Regions from separate parts of the Mus musculus genome. Here all the other regions are linked to region 1. Evidence: chromatin loops called from intact Hi-C (ENCODE). Cell type or tissue: left cerebral cortex. All regions are shown on one strand.

What was found. A loop is a pair of places that touch in the nucleus more often than their neighbours do. Peaks named below come from ENCODE experiments on the same cell type or tissue, not always from the same donor. Only the 100,000 strongest peaks of a DNase experiment are listed, where the experiment ranks them.
Region 2: it touches region 1 in a loop (6-fold over the local background); 15 of 42 quality-filtered maps call a loop at or near these places.
Region 3: it touches region 1 in a loop (3.0-fold over the local background); 6 of 42 quality-filtered maps call a loop at or near these places.
Region 4: it touches region 1 in a loop (4-fold over the local background); 3 of 42 quality-filtered maps call a loop at or near these places.

The regions. Positions count from the first base shown.
Region 1 is chr11:75,176,958-75,181,957 of GRCm38, reverse strand. It overlaps Ovca2 (candidate tumor suppressor in ovarian cancer 2), which reads left to right and starts at 3,150. Exons shown (of 2, transcript NM_027136.3): 1 at 3,150-3,346; 2 at 3,571-5,000. The coding sequence starts at 3,163. The coding sequence ends at 4,064. It overlaps Dph1 (diphthamide biosynthesis 1), which reads left to right. Exons shown (of 13, transcript NM_144491.2): 7 at 597-665; 8 at 1,014-1,170; 9 at 1,297-1,397; 10 at 2,154-2,232; 11 at 2,645-2,785; 12 at 2,927-3,033; 13 at 3,571-4,315. The coding sequence ends at 3,016. In left cerebral cortex, CTCF peaks have their summits at 1,267 and 2,872; DNase peaks (open chromatin) are centred at 2,893, 3,067, 3,889 and 4,540; H3K4me3 peaks cover 1,313 bases; H3K27ac peaks cover 1,953 bases.
Region 2 is chr11:75,288,470-75,293,469 of GRCm38, reverse strand. It overlaps a transcript of Gm35117 not described here. Among named protein-coding and RNA genes, the nearest start is that of Gm35117, 17 kb to the right of the region's middle. In left cerebral cortex, CTCF peaks have their summits at 424, 651, 882 and 2,364 (motif pointing right); DNase peaks (open chromatin) are centred at 1,607, 2,380, 3,193, 3,805 and 2 more places; H3K27ac peaks cover 3,774 bases.
Region 3 is chr11:75,571,070-75,576,069 of GRCm38, reverse strand. Slc43a2 (solute carrier family 43, member 2) reads right to left here. Exons shown (of 14, transcript NM_001199283.1): 13 at 4,190-4,313; 14 at 1-3,755. The coding sequence ends at 3,594. Among named protein-coding and RNA genes, the nearest start is that of Pitpna, 15 kb to the left of the region's middle. In left cerebral cortex, a CTCF peak has its summit at 2,506 (motif pointing right); DNase peaks (open chromatin) are centred at 2,525, 3,631 and 4,544; H3K27ac peaks cover 1,754 bases.
Region 4 is chr11:75,508,349-75,513,348 of GRCm38, reverse strand. Prpf8 (pre-mRNA processing factor 8) reads right to left here. Exons shown (of 42, transcript NM_138659.2): 39 at 4,935-5,000; 40 at 4,689-4,828; 41 at 4,380-4,582; 42 at 3,902-4,214. The coding sequence ends at 4,060. Rilp (Rab interacting lysosomal protein) reads right to left here and starts at 3,255. Exons shown (of 8, transcript NM_001029938.2): 1 at 2,977-3,255; 2 at 2,812-2,905; 3 at 2,611-2,717; 4 at 2,342-2,527; 5 at 1,915-2,060; 6 at 1,447-1,569; 7 at 915-998; 8 at 181-650. The coding sequence starts at 3,201. The coding sequence ends at 506. In left cerebral cortex, CTCF peaks have their summits at 2,496 (motif pointing right) and 3,104; DNase peaks (open chromatin) are centred at 2,549, 3,060, 3,837, 3,984 and 1 more place; H3K4me3 peaks cover 962 bases; H3K27ac peaks cover 1,067 bases.

The DNA.
Region 1 (5,000 bases):
TGTAGCCCTGGCCATCCTAGAGTTCATCTGTAGACCAGGCTGGCCTCAGATTCAGAGACCCACCACTCTTTATTGCATGAATGTTTTGCCTTCATGTATGTCTGCCACATGTGTGCCTGGTCCATTTTGGAGGTCAGAAAAGTGCATCATATTCTCTAGGAGTTACCAGTGGCTGTGAGCCACTGTGTAGGTGCTGGGAATTAAACCCAGGTCCTCTGAAAGAGCAACCAGTGCTCTTAACCACTGAGCCGTCTGTCTCTCCAGCCCTGAGCAGACATCTTAAACACAACCTCTATGTCTATGTTGAGCTGAATAAAAGAGAAACTCTCCCTCAGCTTTCGAATAGTGCTCTTGGGCCCAGGTGGCCTTTCTTTGGCCTTGGCACTTGCCATGGAAGCTGCTGCATCACACAGCTGTCTCTTAGATGTCTCTGTCCGGTCCTTGCTGGACATACAAGAGGCCTGAAGAGATGAACTGACATCAGTCTCCCTGACTCAGCAGCATGGGTGGCTGAGAACTCAGTCTCCGGACCTGTAAGCCAGGGCACCCCCTTTGCTATTCCATTACTGCACTTACACACTCTTCCCACCCTGCAGGTATCTTGGAGATGGCCGCTTTCATCTGGAGTCTGTCATGATTGCCAACCCTAATATACCTGCTTACCGGTATGGGCTGGGGAGGGCTGACCATGTATGGCAGGATGAGAGCCTCTGCCCTGGAGGCCCTCATTAGGCTGAACTACCCCTTCATTCCCTGGTCACTAAATGACTGGGGCACATCTGGAATTTAGACCCAGGAATGCTGTTGCCTACCCGGGAGTCACCCCCAAGCTCTTAAAACACTCCCTTGCTCTTGCCTGCCCTAGCTGGAGGGCTGATCTCTATGGTTACTGATCTCAGTAATAATCCTTGTTTCCAACTAGGGCCAGATTTCCTAAATCCCTCTTTAGATCTTGTGTCAGGGACCACTTAGCTGACTCTGGGCTGTCACCGTGATCCTGACAACTTTTCCAGGTATGACCCATATGGCAAAGTCCTATCCAGAGAATACTATGACCATCAGCGCATGCAGGCCACTCGCCAGGAAGCCATTGCTGCTGCACGCTCAGCCAAATCCTGGGGCCTTATTCTGGGAACCTTGGGCCGCCAGGGCAGTCCCAAGATCCTGGAGGTGAGAGGCCTGGGCATCAAGAGGAGGGGGCTGACAGGAAAGTAGCTGGAGAAACCAGTAGGCTGAGGTGTCTAGCTTTGGCCACTTCATCTCAGAAGCTCCTGCCTGGCCTCCCTCTCTCGGCAGCACTTGGAATCTCAGCTCAGAAACTTGGGACTTCCTTTCGTGAGGCTGTTGCTCTCTGAGATCTTCCCCAGCAAGCTCAGTCTACTTCCTGAGGTGGATGTGTGAGTTTCCCCACCTTACCCATGTATGGTGACCAGCTAACGGGAGCTTAGAAAACAGGTTCTGGCCAGCACAGATCAAGAACTTATCTAGCAGGGGCCACCCTTGACCATGGGCCGCCTGCATTGTCTAGCCATCATAGTCTGGTGGGAATGAGTGTAAGAGCACTGTGTACAAACCTTGGTTCTAGATGGGTAGTTACAACTGAACTGTCCCCAGAAGTTGGCTTATGGAGTGAAGGGCTGATGACATGCCCCTTGCTGTGTTTGATTCCATTAAGGTGGATTTTTTTTTCTTTTGCATGTGTGTTAGTTTGTGTGAAGCTTTGGTGTCCACCCCCCCCCCCTTCTCTTTTCCCCTGAAGCAATCCACCTGTCTGGATCTCGTCAGTGCTGGAGTACAAGTGTATATCATATACCACACACACAAATTTTGCCTCTTACTTTAGAAGGTTGTGAGCTACTATGTGGGTGTTGGGAATTGAACTTGAATCCTCTGCAAGAGTAGCCAGCTCCCTCAACCACTAAGCTGTGTGTCCAGCTCCACTTTTGCTTTTAATGCAATGGTTTTGGGAGTTAAGGTCAAGTCCTAGGCTTACAGGGCAATCAGAGTTACCTTCCCAACAGTATATAGTTGGATCAGTGCAATCTGTTGACAAGTGGACATACTGAGATACTGAGACACCGTTATGTTCTTCAGTGTGGTACCCCAGAGAGAGGTGACCTTCATGTCACATCTTAACTGACTTATCTCCCTAGGTGGGTGCAGGTGGCATGTCCACGCCTCTCCATTGACTGGGGTTCAGCCTTTCCCAAGCCACTGCTGACACCGTACGAGGTAACAGCCACATTTTGAAAATCTTTGTATTTCCTGTTGAGGGAGGGTTGTGAGATGGCTGGCATGGGTAAGCAGCACGTAGGGTTGCAGGTTCTGAGATCGAGCCACCATCTTGCTGTGTAGTTTTTGTTTATATTTAAGAGTTGCTGGGAGATGTGAGCCAACACACCTGACTCGCTGTGTAGCTGCGACTCTCTTCACTTCACTCTTCCTTTCTGAAGGATGATAATACACTCCCTTCATAGACCCTGGTCAAATTTGCTAATGCAGGGACAAAAAAAGAAAGAAAGAGAGAGAGAGAGAGAGAGAGAGAGAGAGAGAGAGAGAGAGAGAGAGAGAGAGAGAGAGAGGAAGGAAGGAAGGGAGAAAGAAGAAAGAGAGAGAAAGAATATCATTGTCTTTTCTCCCCTAGGCAGCTGTGGCCCTGAAGGACATTTCTTGGCAGCAACCCTACCCCATGGACTTCTACTCTGGCAGCTCCTTAGGGCCATGGACAGTGAACTACGGTCGGGACCGAGCACCTCGGGGTCTCTGCCAGCCTGCATCTGACAAGGTAGCCCACTTTAAGCAGGGCTGAGAGGCAGCCTACAGGCGTGACGTGGTCCACCGCCGCCGCCCTGAGGACAGCGGGGGAAATGCAAGGGAGCCGGGTGGAGGTTGCAGTAGAGAGACTTGAATCTATCTGCTACCTCAGGTGCAGCAAGGGTCCAGAGGCGGCTCTCCAGCCCCAGCCTGTGAGAGTTGCAACTGCGCAGACCAGAAGGCTACTTCGCCGGCTCCCTGAGAGGGCCAGAGCAGCAGGTATTTGCAGCCACGCCCCACCTTTTTGTTTTAGGAGAGCCCCGCCTTAGGGGTGTTCCCCGCACGGGCCCTGCCCCCTTGCCGGTTCTACTTCCGCCTGGGAAGGCCTGCTTCCGGTCGGTCTGCAGTATGGCGGCACGGCAGACCCTGCGAGTGCTGTGTCTAGCCGGCTTCCGGCAGAGCGAGCGGGGCTTCCGTGAGAAGACCGGAGCGCTGAGGAAGACGCTGCGGGGTCGGGCAGAGCTTGTGTGCCTCAGCGGACCTCACCCGGTCCCCGAGGCAGCGGCTCCCGAGGGTTCGTGTCCAGACTCGGGTGAGACTTGCTGGACCCCTTCGCACACCTGGACCTCAGTTCTCACCTAGCGCCTTTAACTCCGGCTCTAGTCTGAGCTCCCAGGTTTCCTCCTTTATCTGTGTCCAGGCCATTCCAGGTCCCTCCCGCCCCCCAAGTCCCCTGGCTGCACTTTCCCAAGCTCTGCCTTTTTCTTCTCACCATCTCTAACCCTGGGCCTGTGCTCTTCTCCCATCTGCTTCTAGGGCCCTGTTCTCCGGAGGAGCAGCCTCGAGGCTGGTGGTTTTCTGAGGAGGAAGCCGATGTTTTCTCTGCTCTGGAAGAGTCCACAGTGTGCAGGGGTCTGCAGGAGGCCCTGGAAACGGTGGCACGGGCCCTTGACACGCTGGGGCCGTTTGATGGACTTCTTGGCTTCAGCCAGGGGGCTGCACTAGCAGCTTATGTGTGTGCCCTGGGCCAGGCAGGCGATCCTCGCTTCCCCTTGCCAAGATTTATTATACTTGTGTCGGGGTTCTGTCCCCGAGGCCTTAAGGAACCTATCTTGCAGAGCCCCATGTCACTGCCTTCACTTCATGTTTTTGGGGATACTGATCGAGTCATCCCTTCTCAGGAGAGTATGCAATTGGCTAGCCGATTCCTTGGAGCCGTCACCCTCACCCACTCCGGTGGTCACTTCATTCCAGCAGCTGCATCTCAGCGTCAGGCCTACCTTAAGTTCTTGGACCAGTTTGCAGAATGAAGGATGGACAAATGTCTCCGCACTGCTCCCACTTTGTCCAGCAGCTCTCCCCTGTCTCCTCACCATGGCTAGTTAAGACAACTGTCAGTTCTCAGGACACACATAAGCCCAGAGAGCCTGTGAGAAGACAGGGGTGGGCAGGCAGGGGCTGGCACCCCTGTGACTGACAGACAATAAAGCGATGCTTTAGATGTTGAATGCCTTTCTCCTGCTGCCCCGATCCTGGGGCAGCACCAAACCAAACCCAAGGACACATTTTTGGTGGAAGTCATTTATTGTTTTGTATCTTTAAATTCGGCTTATTGTGTGTATGGGTGCAGACTTGTGGAGATCAGAGGATAAGTGCGGGGAGTTGATTCAACCATGTGGGTTCTTTCTGAGCTCTGATCATTTGACTTGGCAAGTCATGCCTCTACCTGCTGAGCCATGTCACCATCCTTTTGTGGAAGTTTAAGTCCCAGACTGAAGAAGCTAGATATCTTGGTCACTTAGAATCAGAAAGTTTTACGTTTGAGGAGTTTGGGGAAAGAAAACACTTGGCAAGGCTCTGCTTGGCTCCATCTGCTTTTAGGTTTCCTACATCCTGGTCCCTGGCTTGGCCATTGCTTTCTCTTCCATAACTGTTCCATCCCCCTCTGAACTCTGAGCTTGAAGACTTGGGTAGTACCATATGTTGGGTAGAGGCCAAAGACAGCACAGAGTAACCTGCCTTTTCCTAATGAAGCCATCTTCAGGGTTTCTGAGATTACTGCTATTCATAATTGATGATGCTAATTATTGATATGTTGAGAAAGCCAAAGCTTAAGTAGCCTGCTCAGCTTAACTTCTTGCCATTTTTCTTCTCACTTCCAGTGCCCAATCTTGCCACACACATAGGCACGCTGCTTTCTGACTTCTGCCTCTGAAAGACAGTTTTTCCAAGATATCACAAGGTAC
Region 2 (5,000 bases), 110 kb before region 1:
GCATGCATAGGCAGGAGGAGGGGAGGCCCGTTTCAAACCAGGATGGCTTACTGAGCAGGAGAATGTGAGTCAGATACAGGGGATACCTGGGAAATTGAGTGTTGGATCTTTGTAGAGAAATAATAAATGAGATTGCTGAGCGCCAGGAGAATGGCCTAGACCTTGATTTCTTTGGGGCTTAATACTTAAGCCCTGTGGAATTCGGGCCTCTATGAGTGTCCTTTGTCATTAATCGGCCTTTTTGGTGTTCCTCGAGCTGGTGTTCTTGCAAGCCAGGTACACAGGCAGACTGCTCGAGCGCAGTTACCCCTGCTTCACCGACTAAATCGCAGAGGCAATCCTGCAGGGGATGTTATTGGAGTGTTGTACACTCAATTCCTCACAAGCTTCACGCTGGGCTGCTCATTTCCTTTGGACAAAGATAGACCGGCTCCCTCTCTTGTTGATGGAATGAAAATTCTCTTGCATTATGGCTCATGTGATAACTTGGGTGGCGGTGGTGTGGGATAATGAAGAGTCTCTTAATGGCTCTAGTTAAACCCGGTAATATCACTCTGTCAAACTTCAGCTGACTGTGGGAATCCAACCTACTTTTATATTCCTAAATGTCTAAAAACCCGCCATGGGCATCTTCAAAGCGCTAATAAGGAGGCAGCCCTCATCTGTCTATTTCTGGGAGTGTACCTATAAACCAGTGCTCATTTCTTGATCCCAGAATTGTGCCTCTTCCGACTGCAGCTCCCCAGCCCAAGGTTAGCTTCTGCCCACAGGCTTGGCTGCAGAAATGGTTTCAGCCACATCACCCATCTCAGGCTTCTAGCCACTGGCATGCTGGTTTAGCACCCCCAAAGGAAGAGAACTCATTTTATTCTGGAAAAGGGGGAAATGAATTTGCTTCAGGAACTGCCTAGGCCTAATTACTCTGCAAGCAGGGTTTGCTGGGGAAAGCGCATGTGCACATGTCTGCCGGTGTGTGCATGCCTGTGCCTGAGCTGCAGGGCACGTGCTCTCTCAGTGATGGCGGCTGTGCGCCGCTCATGTTGGTCTACCTCTCTCACACACCTTAGGATGACTGGTGGACCTGACCACCTTGCAAACCCAGAAAACTCACCACATTGGCTCCCAGATGAAGATGTAGCCAAGTGGGGTGGGACGATCAAGGATATTTGTCTATATATTTGGACCAATCAGAAAATGGGGGCCACGAATTGAAGAAGAGGAAATGGGAATGAGGGAGGAAGACTCGGGAGGGAAAGAGGTCATTCTAGCCTAAATTAAATAATGCAGATGAGAATTATGAACACGGATAAGAGCAATAATTCGGCAGCCAGAACTACAAGACCCTGACAAACGGCTCTCTGGAGAAACGGGCCGCCTCCTCGCCTGGAAGTCAGGGATGGGGGTCTCTCCACCAACCCAGGGCTGGAGGCAGCGCCTGTGGCTGCCTGATTTAGCCTGGAAGTTAAAATCGCTGAAGCAGTTTATAGAAACACCAGAGTGAGCTGCAGCGCACAATCAGTAGGCAGGATCCAAGATGATGGCATAAATGTTTCAAATGTGCTCAGGGTAATTAGTTTTGAATTACCATGTGCATATTTTAAACATTTAAATGATCATCCCAGGTTTTCGAAAACAGTTTCACAAAGCTTGATGTCGCTCCCCCTCCCGGAGCGGCCTCCCCACGGGAGAGCATAGTGCGACTGTGCTGGGACTGAGCCAAGTGAAGAGAGCTCTTCTGCGGCTCCAGCCGGGATTGGTGAGCGGCGGGAGCCTCACTAAACCCTCGGATAAAGGCGGATTAGGCCTCAGCCCTGGGTCTTGGTGCAGCTGGCTCGCCCTGGCCGTTCCTTCCTCTAGCCAATGTCAGCTGTGCCAGTTTTCCAAAATGATTGGTTCAGTCTTTAAGTTTTCTATTGTGCATGAAAATGCAGTTCCATTTTGGGTACACACACACACACACACACACACCCTCCGTTTCTCTGCCTCTGCCTTATTTTATGAATCCTTAGACTGCTGGGAAACTTGAAAATTTGACCAACCAAGTCGGAAATGAGTTTGGGTGGTTTTAAACAATGACCTTGTCCTCTGGTCACCGGGAGCCAAACTTCAGTCCTCCTGGTATGCAAATAGCAATTTCTAAATCCCTGATTCAAGAAAGCAGTGAGAAGGGCCGGAGATCCATGCTACCATCTGCTAGGACCTTACTTGCCTGTAACAGGAGTCCGAGAGTCTTTGAGAGCAATCCACTCTGGTATCTTACAGAGCCCCTTTCAACCTCCAGAGAGAAACTGTTTAAAGTCAGGTCTGTAACTTTAGGTACACAGCCACTAGGACAATGCCTCCCGACTGCTTTCTCTCCCTGCAATACAAGGTTTCTCCAGCAGGTGGAGCTGGGAGATAAAAACTATGAGCCTGTGCCGGGTTCCTTTGAGTAGGAGCTATCTCTGCTGAGATCCTGATTGAATGAAAATTGTTCATTATGCAAACTGTCTGGTTCAGTACACAGAGGCAGCCCCCAGGCGCAAACCCCAAGTAGTTGCTTTTTTTCCTCCCCAGATTAAAACATATGAACTGCTTTGATGTAATCTTATAACAAAGCCTAATAGAAATTTTATTTCTTCTGAAGTTTCCTGTCATTTCTTATTGCCCCCCTTCGTCTGTCCTATTAATACCCTTACAGTCAAGGATATGCTGCTCTGAGTCTAGACTGTATCTGCGGATGAGAACAGTGTGTTTTCCTCTACAATGGATTGAGGTATTTAAATATAGCTACACTGCTTTGGATATGTTTAATCTCCTGGTTTTTGCCCCCCACCCCTCACCACTATTGCTATTTATCATTTTAATGGAATGCTACAGAGTGGCACATTATGCAATGTGTTTAAATTGATAAATTATATTAGAAAAATATCGGATGGGGGTTCTTAATGGTAAGTGGGTTTTTGTGGAAATATTTCCTCATTAGTAGTTCAGCTCCTTGCAGGGTAGAAATTCTAAGGATTTGGGAATAAGCTATATTTATGACCTATTTGGCTAATTAAAATTAAAGCATAATTTTAGCATGAAGTTCCTGCAAGACTTTGCAGAGAGGGTGGAGAAAGAAACTTGCCCAAATCCTGTTACTTTTAAATGTCAGTTGCCATAACAACTTCGCATGAGCCATATTTTTTTTTTTTTACTTGAACATTCCTTTTAGGATTCGGTTGCTATAATAATTTGCCTCGGCTCTTTTTAGGAGGCATATTTTCCTATTTTCCTTTTGTGATCATTTCAAAGCTCTCATTACTGTAACAACAAAAAAAATGACCATGTAAACCTCAACTCTCCATTTTTCCATGTGCAGGCCCAGAGTGGTCCCCAAAATAGAAATGTGGTCTATGGAGAATTCCTTTCTAGAGCAAGCTCTCCAGACCAGGGGGCAAAGCAGAGCTCTAGGGATCCATTGTTGCTGGAGCCAGCTCCTTCTGGCTAGGAATGATTAAGCCCACAGATTTGTTTTTGTTTTTTGTTTTTTTTTGTTTTTTTTTTCTTTTTGAGACAGCATCTCATTCTATAGCTCAGGCTGGGCTCAACACAAAATCCCCCTGCCTCTGCCATCTGAGTGCTGAGAGCATCGCTGGCATGAGCCACCACATCCGAGCAGGTTTATAAAAAATGTTTCATATGTATGAGTGTTTTGCCTGCGTGTATGTTTGCACCACATGTGTTCTTGGTGCCTGAGAAAACCAGAGAGGGCAACAGATTCCCCTCTAGGACTTGAATTATAGACAGCTTTGAGCCACCATGAAAATGTTAGGAACGGAATCTGGGTCCTCTGAAAGAGCAGCTAGTGCTCTTAACTGCTGAGCTATTTCTCCAGCCCCCTCAACAGAATTTTTTTAAAGCATGACTTTTTTTTAAAGCATGTCTGTCCTCTAGGGCTTGGGGCTCTGATGGGTATTGAACTTAGGATTCCACACATGCTGGACCAGCACTTGCCTTTGAGTTGACATTAACCTGGTGCCCCAGGCATTTTGCATTAGACAAGGACCAGACCAAACCTCTCAAAAAAGGATGAGTTCTTCTACCTCTGAAGACCCACTGACATGGTGGTTGGCAGAGCCAGTGGTATTTGATCACGGAATGGAACAATGCCCAAAGTCCTTACAGCAGAGTAAAGTCCAGCACCCTTCTCTCTCCAATTTGGCTGCTAACCTTAATTAGACACTAAGACCTTGGAAAAGCACCTGTGACTGAGGCCTGTTCTGGCCACAGGCACACTAGAGTGGATGAGCCCTGCCAGCCCTCCAGACTCTGCAGGACAGCTGTCACTGCTGTGGTCTGAAGAAAGGGAAAGACGTTTCATTTCCAGGTTTGTGGCTCCACCTCTGAGGTGGAACCTGGCTGCTCCTGCTGGCCTCCTGTGTCCCTGGCCAAATCTGTAATCAAGTCTGGGCAGCTTTGGTGGCACACTGGGCAGCTTTGGTGGCACACTGGGCAGCTTTGGTGGCACACTGGGCAGCTTTGGTGGCACACTGGCTCTTTCCGTGTTCATATCAGGGTTATCTATCTCCCTCGCCTGCCTTTTCCCCTCCCTTCCCAACGATGGTAGATTTTGAGTGGCCATTCCTTTGATTTATTTATTTTTAACATTTATCCACTTAGTGTGTGTGTGTATACACATTCATGCGTGGGCTGTGGCATGTGCGTGGAGTTCAAGCGTCATTTCTCTCCTTCCACCATAAGCTCAAGGGACCAAACTCAGGTCATCAAACTTGGCAGCAAATGACTCAGCACAGCGAAGCATCTCCCCGGCCCCTCTTGTTTCGTTTTGTTAAGACAAAACTTCATGTTGCCCAAGCTAGCTTTGAACTTACTGTAAGTGCAAGGATAACTCTGAACTTCTGGTCTCCCTGTGCAGAGATAGGTATACCTCCACACCATGCTAAACAGATACTACCATACTGGGCTTATGCCCGTGCTGAAGATCAAATCCAGAGCTTCGTGCATGCAGGCCTCTA
Region 3 (5,000 bases), 390 kb before region 1:
AGCACAGGAGGTGGTCCCGAGGGCCTGTACCTTGGCTTTAATGAAGGTTGGAGCCAGCTGTGAATAGGTCCCGGCAGAGTCGTAAGGGTAGAGTCCCAGGGGAATCCATCCTTGATGAACGCCAAGACCACAAAGGAGGGGCTTCTGGTGAGACTGTCCTTGACGGGTAAAACCACAAGGCTGGCATCGCTTCCTGTTCCTTCCATCGGTGCCTCTAGCCTGTGTCTAGCCTGTGCTTCTGTGCCTATCTTGGGGTAACTCTTCTTGAGGTTGAAGAGATCAGGGAAATTATTCCTGCAAGGACCCATCAGCCTCCAGAGCTCACGTGACTCTTGTGCAAATAGCTTGCCTCAAACCTGAGAAAGCATTGGCTCCAAGATATGGAAACCATTCTGAGCTTGCACCCTTTGGGCTCTTTGCTTCCAATGGGGGGGGGGGGGGTTCTAGCTGAGACAGCCTCGGCTGTGTTAGTGACTTGAGACCCACAGGAGAGTCCTCTGGGGTTGCTTCTCCAAGCATCTATACCACTCTAGGCTGTCACCGTGATTCAAAGACACTGACATGTCTGCCAAGTCAGCGCAGGATGGCCCTTGATTAGGGAGAGCTCATCTGGCTTGCCACACCTGTTCTCTGCTACCAGTGGACGTCTCTCATCTTCCAGTACCGTTGGCTCTTTTCCATCCCACATTTAGTTTTCTAGTGTCTCAATCCTAGGATATATACCCTTACAGCATCACGATCAAAAGTGTGGGCCCCTCAGTGTTGCTGGGAACTGCACAGGTTGTGTCTGCAGGCTATATCCCTAGCAGGAAGGGACATTCCCTCAACCTCTTCTCTTCCTCACAGGGGCATCTTAACCTCTGGGCAGCACCAGAATCAAATCGAGACATAGGTGAGACCAGTGGTCTGCCATCTGATTTTGTCATTCTTTTTTCCGAAGATGAGAGTTCTTGGATTCCAGGTTGGCATCAAACTCACTATCTGACCAAGAGGGACTTTTGATCCTGATGTCACCACCTTCCAAGTGCTGCACTACCATGCCAGGTTTATTCAAACCCAGGGCTTTGGGTAAGCTAGGCAAACATGCTACCAACTGAGCTACATCCACACCCAGGCCTGGAGCCAATCCACATTTCAGCCAAGTAGCCACCATGTCGCACATGGCTATGATTTGTCACCACTCAGCATGTCACAACCTTGTGTGTGAGCAGGGTTGCAGCTCATGCTGAAAGATGTCACCCTTTGCCTTTTGGTGCTGGCATTACGGGACTGTGCCATGTTTCCACAGCTCTCAGCTCCACCACTCAGACAGCAATGCCTAAAACTTCCAATTTTTCTCCACATCCTTGCAAACAGGTTTTTGGATTTTTTTTTGGACAGGGTCTCATTGAATAGTCCCGGCTAGCCTGGAACTCGAAATGTACAGGAGGCTGGGCTTGAACTCAAAGAGGTCCTCCTGACACTACACCTGGTGCTACCCCCAGCTCCAATGCTCAGGAACATGGGGAAAGGGCTGTGGATCCCTGCTGTGAAGTGGCAGGTCTGACTTTAACTCAGCGTACCCCACTAGACCTTTTCACAGACAAGTGTTCTGAGAGATGGTTTGGAAAATACACAATAGCTCTCTTGGGAAACAGAACCTAGGGTCTTAGCCATGTTAAGAGTGAGCTCTACCACTGAGCCATGAGAAGCCTCAAAGGGCTTCCACTAGCTCACTGTTGGGGTTATGTGATTACTGTTTGAACAGACTGGAGTCAAGACCTGGCAGTCCACTCTCACAACAGGGCCTGCACTGAGACTGAGGGCATCTCAGTTAGCCTGGGTGCTAGTTAGCCTAGGACTTTCCTGGAGTCACCATATAACAACCCTTGGGCTTACACGGTAACAGCCAACAGTGGAGATGAAGGCTCTCTCTGGATTGGTCTGTCTAGTCGCAACAGACAGCAGTGAGGGCAGCCCACACCTCTCCACAGCCCCATTTCCCTGGACAGGGTAGACAGGGCTTTCCTTTGCCCATGCCCCTTCCTGGACATGTCACCCAGGTGTAGCTGGGTTTGTCACTAGCAGAACATCTACAGATTTTGACTATGTAGCCCTAGAATTCTCCATGTAGACTAGACTGGCCTCAAACTCTGCCTGCTTCAGGTTCCCATGCTGGGATTAAAATGTGTGCCACTATGTCTGGCTTCTTTTTTCTTTTCTTCCTGGCAGACCCTTTTGCCCTGTCTCTCCTCTCAAATATAAAATAGGCACATACAGTAATTAGCTGATACGTGAGGAGGGGCATCCATTACCAACAGGGAAATGGATTTATTGCTTCATAAAAAGAATCATGATAAAACAAGAGAAAACCATAAACTTAAAAACCAATGTACCCCTCTTGGCACCCCAAGAGGTCTCAGGCAGGGTTTCTAGGGGTTGTCAAGGCAAGGTGGGTTAGTGAGCCAGGCAGGCCGGCTAGGCTTCTACTACATGAACCGTTCCAGTCCCCTGATGTGAGTCTGCCAGCAGGGGGCACTGTGATCACACCGATACACACAGGTCCCCATCATAAAGCAAGGCTGACTCCTATTTTGAGCCTGCTGTAGGGCTGGCTGGCTTCTGGTCTGGTCCACTCTGATAAAAGCAGCCCCTGGGGCTAGCCTCCTACCATATACACACATGCACACACACGTACCACATAAACACACACCCCTCGGGTTACTCACTAATCCTCTTCCCTATTTAGGCTTGGCTCCTCATGTCTAGTCACAGCCTTATTTCCACCCCAGAAAAACAGCTGTGGGTGGATGGGAGGGTGCCCTTGTGGTGTCCCCTTAGTTCCCTTCAGGTTGCAGACTGGAACAAAGCGTGCCAGCAGAGAGACACTGCTCTGGCTCCGGAGGAAGAAGCCTGGCCCAGGGCTCTTGAGGCTTTGTGTAAATAGTCTGCCCTCCACTCCTTCCCCAGCCTGAGACAGGGGGGGCTTCTTCTCAGGCTTTCAAGGAAAAGAGGGGCCAGAGACTAGCCACGGGCAGGGGGGTGTTGGGATGACAAAGGGGTTAGCACCAACAACAGGAAGCGGGTCCTTCCTTCCTCAGGCAGCCAGACTGGCCAGGGGAGGTAAGGGGCCAAGCAAGGGGAGTGCAGACAGCGCAAGCCTTTGTCCTCAGGTGGGCGTGGTTGGTGGGCGTGCAGCTCAGGGACAGGTAGTGTGCTGGAGGATGGCAGGCCCCTCTGCTTTGGCAAGAGGCAGAATCCGATCAGTGAGAAAGAGAAAGAAAAAATAAAAAGAAAGAAATGCTCGCTGAAAAGGTCCCCTTGGCTCCAGGTACAAGCCCCATGGAGATCGGGAGACTTCAGAGCCCCTGGGGTGACAGCTAGGCCAGGGCAGCCCAGCTTCTGGCAGTGGGAGGTTCACTTGTCCCAGGCCCTCTCCTGTCCCTCCACACCAGCACTCCACGGCAGGGCCAGGTGGTTCTGAGGAAGTATGGGCTCCAGTGTGGTGAAGGGCAGGATCCAGGGAGAGCATGAGGTCCTCTGGGGTGGGGAGATGACTGCAGTCAGTCACTGAAGCACAGGCAGGAGGCCACAACTGAGGCGGTGGGTGGGCACTACACGAAAGCCTCCCGGTTGGATGAGCCATTGATCTTAAGGAACAGCTTGCTGTCTTCCCTCTTCTGCTGCAGCTGCCTCTCCAGCTGGCGCCGGTAGCAGATGAGGTAAAGGGGCAGGCAGAAGCCCAGCATGCTCATGGCGAGCAGACCCACGTTCACCTGGGATGGTGGGGAGTTGGCTGTGAGAGGGAGCTGCATGCACGCAAGGCAGCACCCTCCCGCCCGCCCACCCGCACACGCAGGTCTGGGGAAGGGAAGGCGTCACACAGAAAAGACTCAAAACTAAAGAGGAGGTTCAAGGGGTCCCAGCTGTCAACCCACATTCCAGCATCTCATTTCCCCAATGCTCCTCAGCGGCCTCCAGGGAATGGGCTGGGATTGGGACAACTCATGACACCTGGATGAGAATGCTTTGGATGGAAAGCCTGGAATTCACCCCAGAATCGGATCCAGAGAGGCCAGTTTTCTCCTCCTTCCCGGTCACCATCCACCAGGGACCCCTGACTGGGTACTGTCCAACGTTCCCACACTACCTGTTGTCCTTGGGCCCCCTTCCCAGGAGCAGAATGGAGAGACACCCTGACCCTTCTTACCCACAGAGGGTCTCCTCCCAGAGGACCCATCATGGCCAGATACAGCGGCTGCTGCAGGAGAGCAAAGAGCGCACTGACCAGGGACTGCAGTCCAGTGAGGCTACCAAACTGTGTGGAGGGGTACCTGTTGGGGCAATGAGACCCATCACAGCCAGCACGGGTGACAGGCTTCCCCAGTCCCTCACTGGCCTGGCTTAGGTATACTGGTAACCAGGGCTGCACCACTGGTGCCTGCAGGGAGAGGCGGTATCAGCCTCAGGCCCCTCAGGCTCCAGACTCTGGAGCAAGCCTCTCCTTTACTCAGATGTGCCCTTAGCCTGTGGGTGTGGGGCTGCGCAGGGTGGAAAGCATGGTGCCAGCAGAGTCTGTGGCTTGGGTTGGAGGCTGACCCTGGCTCTGCTGTCTCCCCCCCCCCCCCCCCTCCAGGAGCGTTGCACAATCACGGAAACTCAGCATCACAGCTCCTGCCCGACTCCCTCATACCCTGCCAGGGCAGCCACAACTTCCTCCAGGCTTGGGGAACGGGAGGGGGGTACAACGAGGGGGACAGGCAGACCTGGAATGACCCTGTAGGATGAGGCTTAAAGAGGGAAGTAGCTCTGGCCTTAATCTCGGGGAACACCAGGCTCTGCCAGAGAGGTACGAGGGGCTATATTCACAGTCACAGATGGTGGATGATGGAACTCGGTTCAATTTGTGGGCCAAGCCCTGGGCAATAGAGGGAGGAGCAGGTGGGTAGAGCTTCTTGGGAAAGATGTAGGTTTCACTAGCTGGGGTCCAAGGAGGTTATGGCCGGCAAGTGGCCCTCTGA
Region 4 (5,000 bases), 330 kb before region 1:
AAACACTAGAGATAGGCAAAGGAATAGGGTGGGGGTAGGAGCCATACCCCCCAAATAAGGAGACGTTCCTTATCCTCAGTGAGGAGCAGAGGAGACCTTCTAAAGAAACATCACCATTGTTCCTGGCAGGGCTGGGACCTAACATGGACCACCGACAGACAGACAGACAGACTGAGAACATTTTAGGGGTATTATGGTTATTTATTGCACTGGTCACCTGCACAAGCCCCAGCGAGGCAGGCAGGCAGGCAGGCAGTCCTCTGTCTCACAATGGGGAAAAGCAGAGCTCAGAGATCCCTTTATGTCTGTAAAGTGTGGTACAGAGATGTCAAGAATGGGAGACAGGCTGACGTTCCACCATAGCTAGTACAGGCGAGGTTTAAGTGGGGAGCCACATCCTCATTTGAGGTCACACATCCACACACAGTTAGCTGGAATCCAGAGTTAAGCCTCCTGCATAGCTGAAGCCCTCAGACCAAGATGTTCATTGAAAGCAGGGGACTAGTCAGGAGTTGGGGGCTGGAGGGCTGTTCACAGGCTGCAGGTGGGGTTGCTGTGGGGTCTCTTCTCCTTTCTGTAGGCTGCTGGAAGCTGGGTTGCTGGTCTCGGCTTCAGGGGCCTCAGTTTCACCCCGATACCATAAGCCAAAGCTGGAAGGGAAGCCAAGAGAGGTGCATTGAGCCGGGGAGGCAGAGATGTCAAGGATGCAGGCCGAGGGTCCAGAAAGGTGAAAAGGGGGTTCTGGAGGAAAGAGGACAGCATAGGTCACAGGGAAATGAAGGCACAGAGGACAGAGAAGCAGGTGGGAAGACAGATCTTAGAACAGCGTGAAAGGCAGTGGAGTGGAAAGAAAGAGTGGAGAAGATCCAGGCAGGCCCCTCCTTCACCTTCCTCCCTCCCCTCCTCCAACATACAAATTCTGGATTCTGGACTCAGGAACTAGGGGAACATCTTCCTTGTCGTTGGAGAGCAGGAGCCACGAGCCATCCTCATCCTCACTAGGATAAAGAAATGAAAGGGCTGTATATCAGGGCCTAAGGGATACTATGAGTCCAGCTTGTGTGGAACCTCCTGAAGGACTTTCAGGAACATCAGGGGAGGATGGAGTGACTACAGAGGCCTCAGGGCTGGAGAGGGGACAGTGAGGGGATCAGGGACTCTTTATAACCAGGCAGACAACAGCCCCTCACAAGACTGCATAGCTTCCTTTAGTAAAGAGATCCAGCCAAGGAAGGAAACATGAGTCTGGAGAAGTAGCATGGACAGTTTCTTCAGCAGGAGGCATAGCAGCCGGGGCAAGCGGGAGCAGTGGATTCCAGAGGAAAGGACGGCAGCTGGAGAGCAGGCTGAGTGAGGTGCCAGGCACAGCTAAGTTGTATCACTGGGCACAGCAGAACTGCAGCAGGCCAAGGGGTTCGTTTGGTGAGCACAGAGGCAGGATCTTACCTGCTCTCTGCTTCTTCAGGTGTCCCTAACATCTTGGCCTTGATCTTCCTCCTCTGTTTCTTGACTGCCACCTTCATGGCTTCAAGCAGAAGCCCAGGAACACGGTGATCTGTGAGCAGCTCTCTAGAGAAGCAGGAAGGGAAGAAAGTGGGAAGGCCAACAGGAGGTGTCAATCAAGTACCTGAGCTCTGCTCACTGTTTCCCCTGGAAACCCGTGAAAGCTCTATACCGCCAACACCTCTGAAATGAGCTTAGATGGCCCCTCCTAAGGATAAGGCTTGCTGCTTCAGTTTGGTGACCCCTGGTGCTGCCCTGTTTGAGTGAGGTTCCAGAAGGGCAAGGACTGTGGAAGTTACTTCTTCCCAGTGCCTGAGCAGGACCCTGGCAATTGTCACTGCTGATCTATAAACGATCCAAAAAATAAGGTGGGGTGACCAGGAACAGGCATCCTGGCTTCCAGTCCCTCACCGCTGGAAGTACGCCAACTCCTCCTTGAGCAAGAACACGTTGGCTTTGAGCTCATTCCGCTCCTGAAGGATTTGCTTAAGCTCTTCCCTGCTGAATCCACACTGGACAGCTTCTGGAAGGTTCCCTGGCTGCTTCTGAGTATCCACCTGTACAAGGTCAGGAATGGTCAGAGAGCAGTCTGTCTTAGCTCTTCCCTAAGTCCCAGCGCTCACAATAATATTATGGGAAGTGTCTGCTGGGAAAACTTAGAGGACAAAGTTGCTGCTACATAGGTGTACATAGCACACAACTGCTGTTGCTACCTTCCAACTTCCTGGGTACCTTCTATACTGCATGGTACATCCATGCCAGGTAAACCCAGGCTGGGTCATCAACTGCTGAATGCTGTGAGCTCTGGGATGTATTTTGACTTCGCTCCGTCTCTTACCGGGTCATCTGAGGTTGCCGCATCAGGTTCCAAGCTCTGTTCTTTAGCCAGCTGGCTGGAGCCATCCTGAGCTATCTGGCGCTCCCTCTCCCGGTCCTGGGCGGCCCTCAACTGGGTCTGCACTGCAGCCAGCTTGTGCCGCAGCTCAGAGTTGATCAGCAGGAGGCGCTGTAGCTGTTCCTGCAGCTAGGGGGTGGAGCGAGAGAGCTAGGGGCGGGGCTCCGAGGGCCGTAGCGGCCCCACCCCACTCCGCCTGGCCCCGCCCTCACCGCTTCGGTCTCTTGGCTTCGGCGCTGCAGATCTCGGTTGTGTGCCCGAAGCTCATCCCGCTGTCTGTCTGTCACCTCCTTGAGCTGTCGGAGCAGCGCGCGCTCCTCTGAGGAAGGGGTGTCTTTAGCACTACCGATCTCTGGGGTACGCAGGCCCCGGCTGCCCCCAGCTCGCTCTGCTCCGGTGGGACCCTCACTCACCCTGCGGCCCGGAGCCTAGCTCCTGGCGGAGGCGTTGGTTCTCCTCGCGCAGCCGCCGCAGCTCCACTTCTGCCTGCTGTGCGGACACCTGCAGCTGGGGGAGCCAGGGGTCTCAGGGTTAGGCCTGCCGGCTCTCAGGGGTAAAAGGAGGAGCCGGTGACTCACCGAGTCCGGAGCCGGCCCCACGGCGGCCTTTTCCAAGAGCTCCAGCGCCCGCACGACTAGTGGCACCAGCCCAGCCGCCGCGTCGGGTCCGAAGCGGCGTGCCAGCCCCTGTAGCTCAGTGCCCAGAGCCCCCGCTAGATGGTACACGAGCTCGGCGGCTGACCCTGCGCCCACTGAAGAAGAGGCCTGACTGGGTAGCCTGGGCGCTGCCCTCCTGGGCTCCATTTTTTCCTCTCTTAAGGTCAAAAGCCACCCACACCCTTAACTGGTGCAGGAAAAAGCTTAACAGTTCCGGCCCAGGAAGTTTAGGGCCATAAGGGGCGGGGTAGAAGCAACCCGGGAGGAACAAATAGGGAAAAAGGCCCTGGAGTGGGAGAGTGCTCTGGGCTCCCTGTGCCCTACAAGGTCACTGGATACAGGTCGGCCAACTTCCAGGCAGGTATCCAAGAGTTGAGGACTAGAGCTGTAAGTGGTCACTTCAGGCAAGCCCTCCCCATAGCGCCTGACCCGGGCTCCACCCCTGGACTTGGCTGCCAAGAGGTGAAAGACTGAAGGTCAGCAAACAGCCTCTACTGGACTGCAGGGACAGTCACTTAAGTATGTTCCCCCACTAGGAACCACACAGTTTACAAAAATGAACGAGACCGGGCACTACAGCTATAGGAGGACCACACAGTCCAAGAAGTGATGTTGAAAATAGGTAGACTCCAAGTACTTTTACAGAGAAACCAGCAAATATGCTCAAAGTAATAAGCCAGCCCCAACTCAGCTCCCTGAGTCTAGGGAGCCTCTAAGCCTCCAGCGGAGAAGGCCTCAAGGCTCTGAAGGCAGGGCCCAGTACCTTGCTGTCAACTGCCCAAGCTAGTCCCCAATCCTCAAACGCCTATGCCCAGAATTTGACCTCATAACAGCAAGAAAACAAAAGCACTATTTATAAAATTTATTACATTTTGTTCAGGATTACAATCTATCAACAACACAAGCACAGAACGCAAAGGGGCTGACTGCTGAATGTCAGCAGCTTGTCTGGGGAGGGCGTTCAAGAGGCTCCAGGCTTTGGGGATCTGAAGCAGAAGGAAGTAACTAGGCATAGAGGTCCTCTCTGTCTGCAGAGTAGACCTCACCCTCCTGCAGAAGGGCGAAGTTGAGGAAGTGGGAGGGCCTGTGGACCTCATGGTAGAATTCCTTGGGGTTTGCCAGCTGCAGCTCGTATTTCATGTTGGGATCATGTCGAACACCTAATGGGAGGGGAAACATCAGAAGTTAATAAGGTTCTGCCTGCCTCACCCAGCCTGGGCCCCTGGACCGTTTCCAAGGCAGCCAGACCTCAAGATGACAAGATGACCAAGCATGCTGGTCACCTGTCTCTACCCCACACTTCCTAGGCACACACAACCACGTACCCATAAAGTTGTAGTTCCAGGAGGACTGGGCGGGGACCATGAAGAAGCCGAGGAATCGGTCAGACAGGAGCATCTGAACCCTCTCGTAGTGCGAGGGTAGGTAGCCTTTGGGGTTGTTGCCTTTGTCTGTGTTCTGCCGGCCCCACTCATACCCACTGGGTGTCAGCTTGTAGGCTGTCAGTGTGCAGGAGCCTGGTGTGAAGCTGGGGTGGGGGGGACAGGGACAGGGTAAGCGCTCAAGCCACCAATCCAGGTCCTGGCCTGCAATGCCTGCTCTATAATATTTCCACCCAAGAGGCCCACACCAACCTGCACGTGATGATAATAGTCTTCTCCCCATCCCAAGATGGGTTGTCAGCCATGATTTTGGCATGAGTGGTGACATCTTGGGGTGATAGCTGGGGGGATTCATTGGGCTGAGTGTGGATCCAACCTAAGGGTTCCATCTCCTGTAGGCAAACAGCAATAAAGAGATGTTCAACCCATCTGCAGACAAATGTCCCCCATTAGGGTAGCACGACAGTGAGTGCACTCCCAGGCTCCACCACCACTAACCTTGAGGTACTCATGCTGGGGCAGCTGGCTGGGCAGGTGCACAGTCTGGTGCGTGCCCCACTGCGG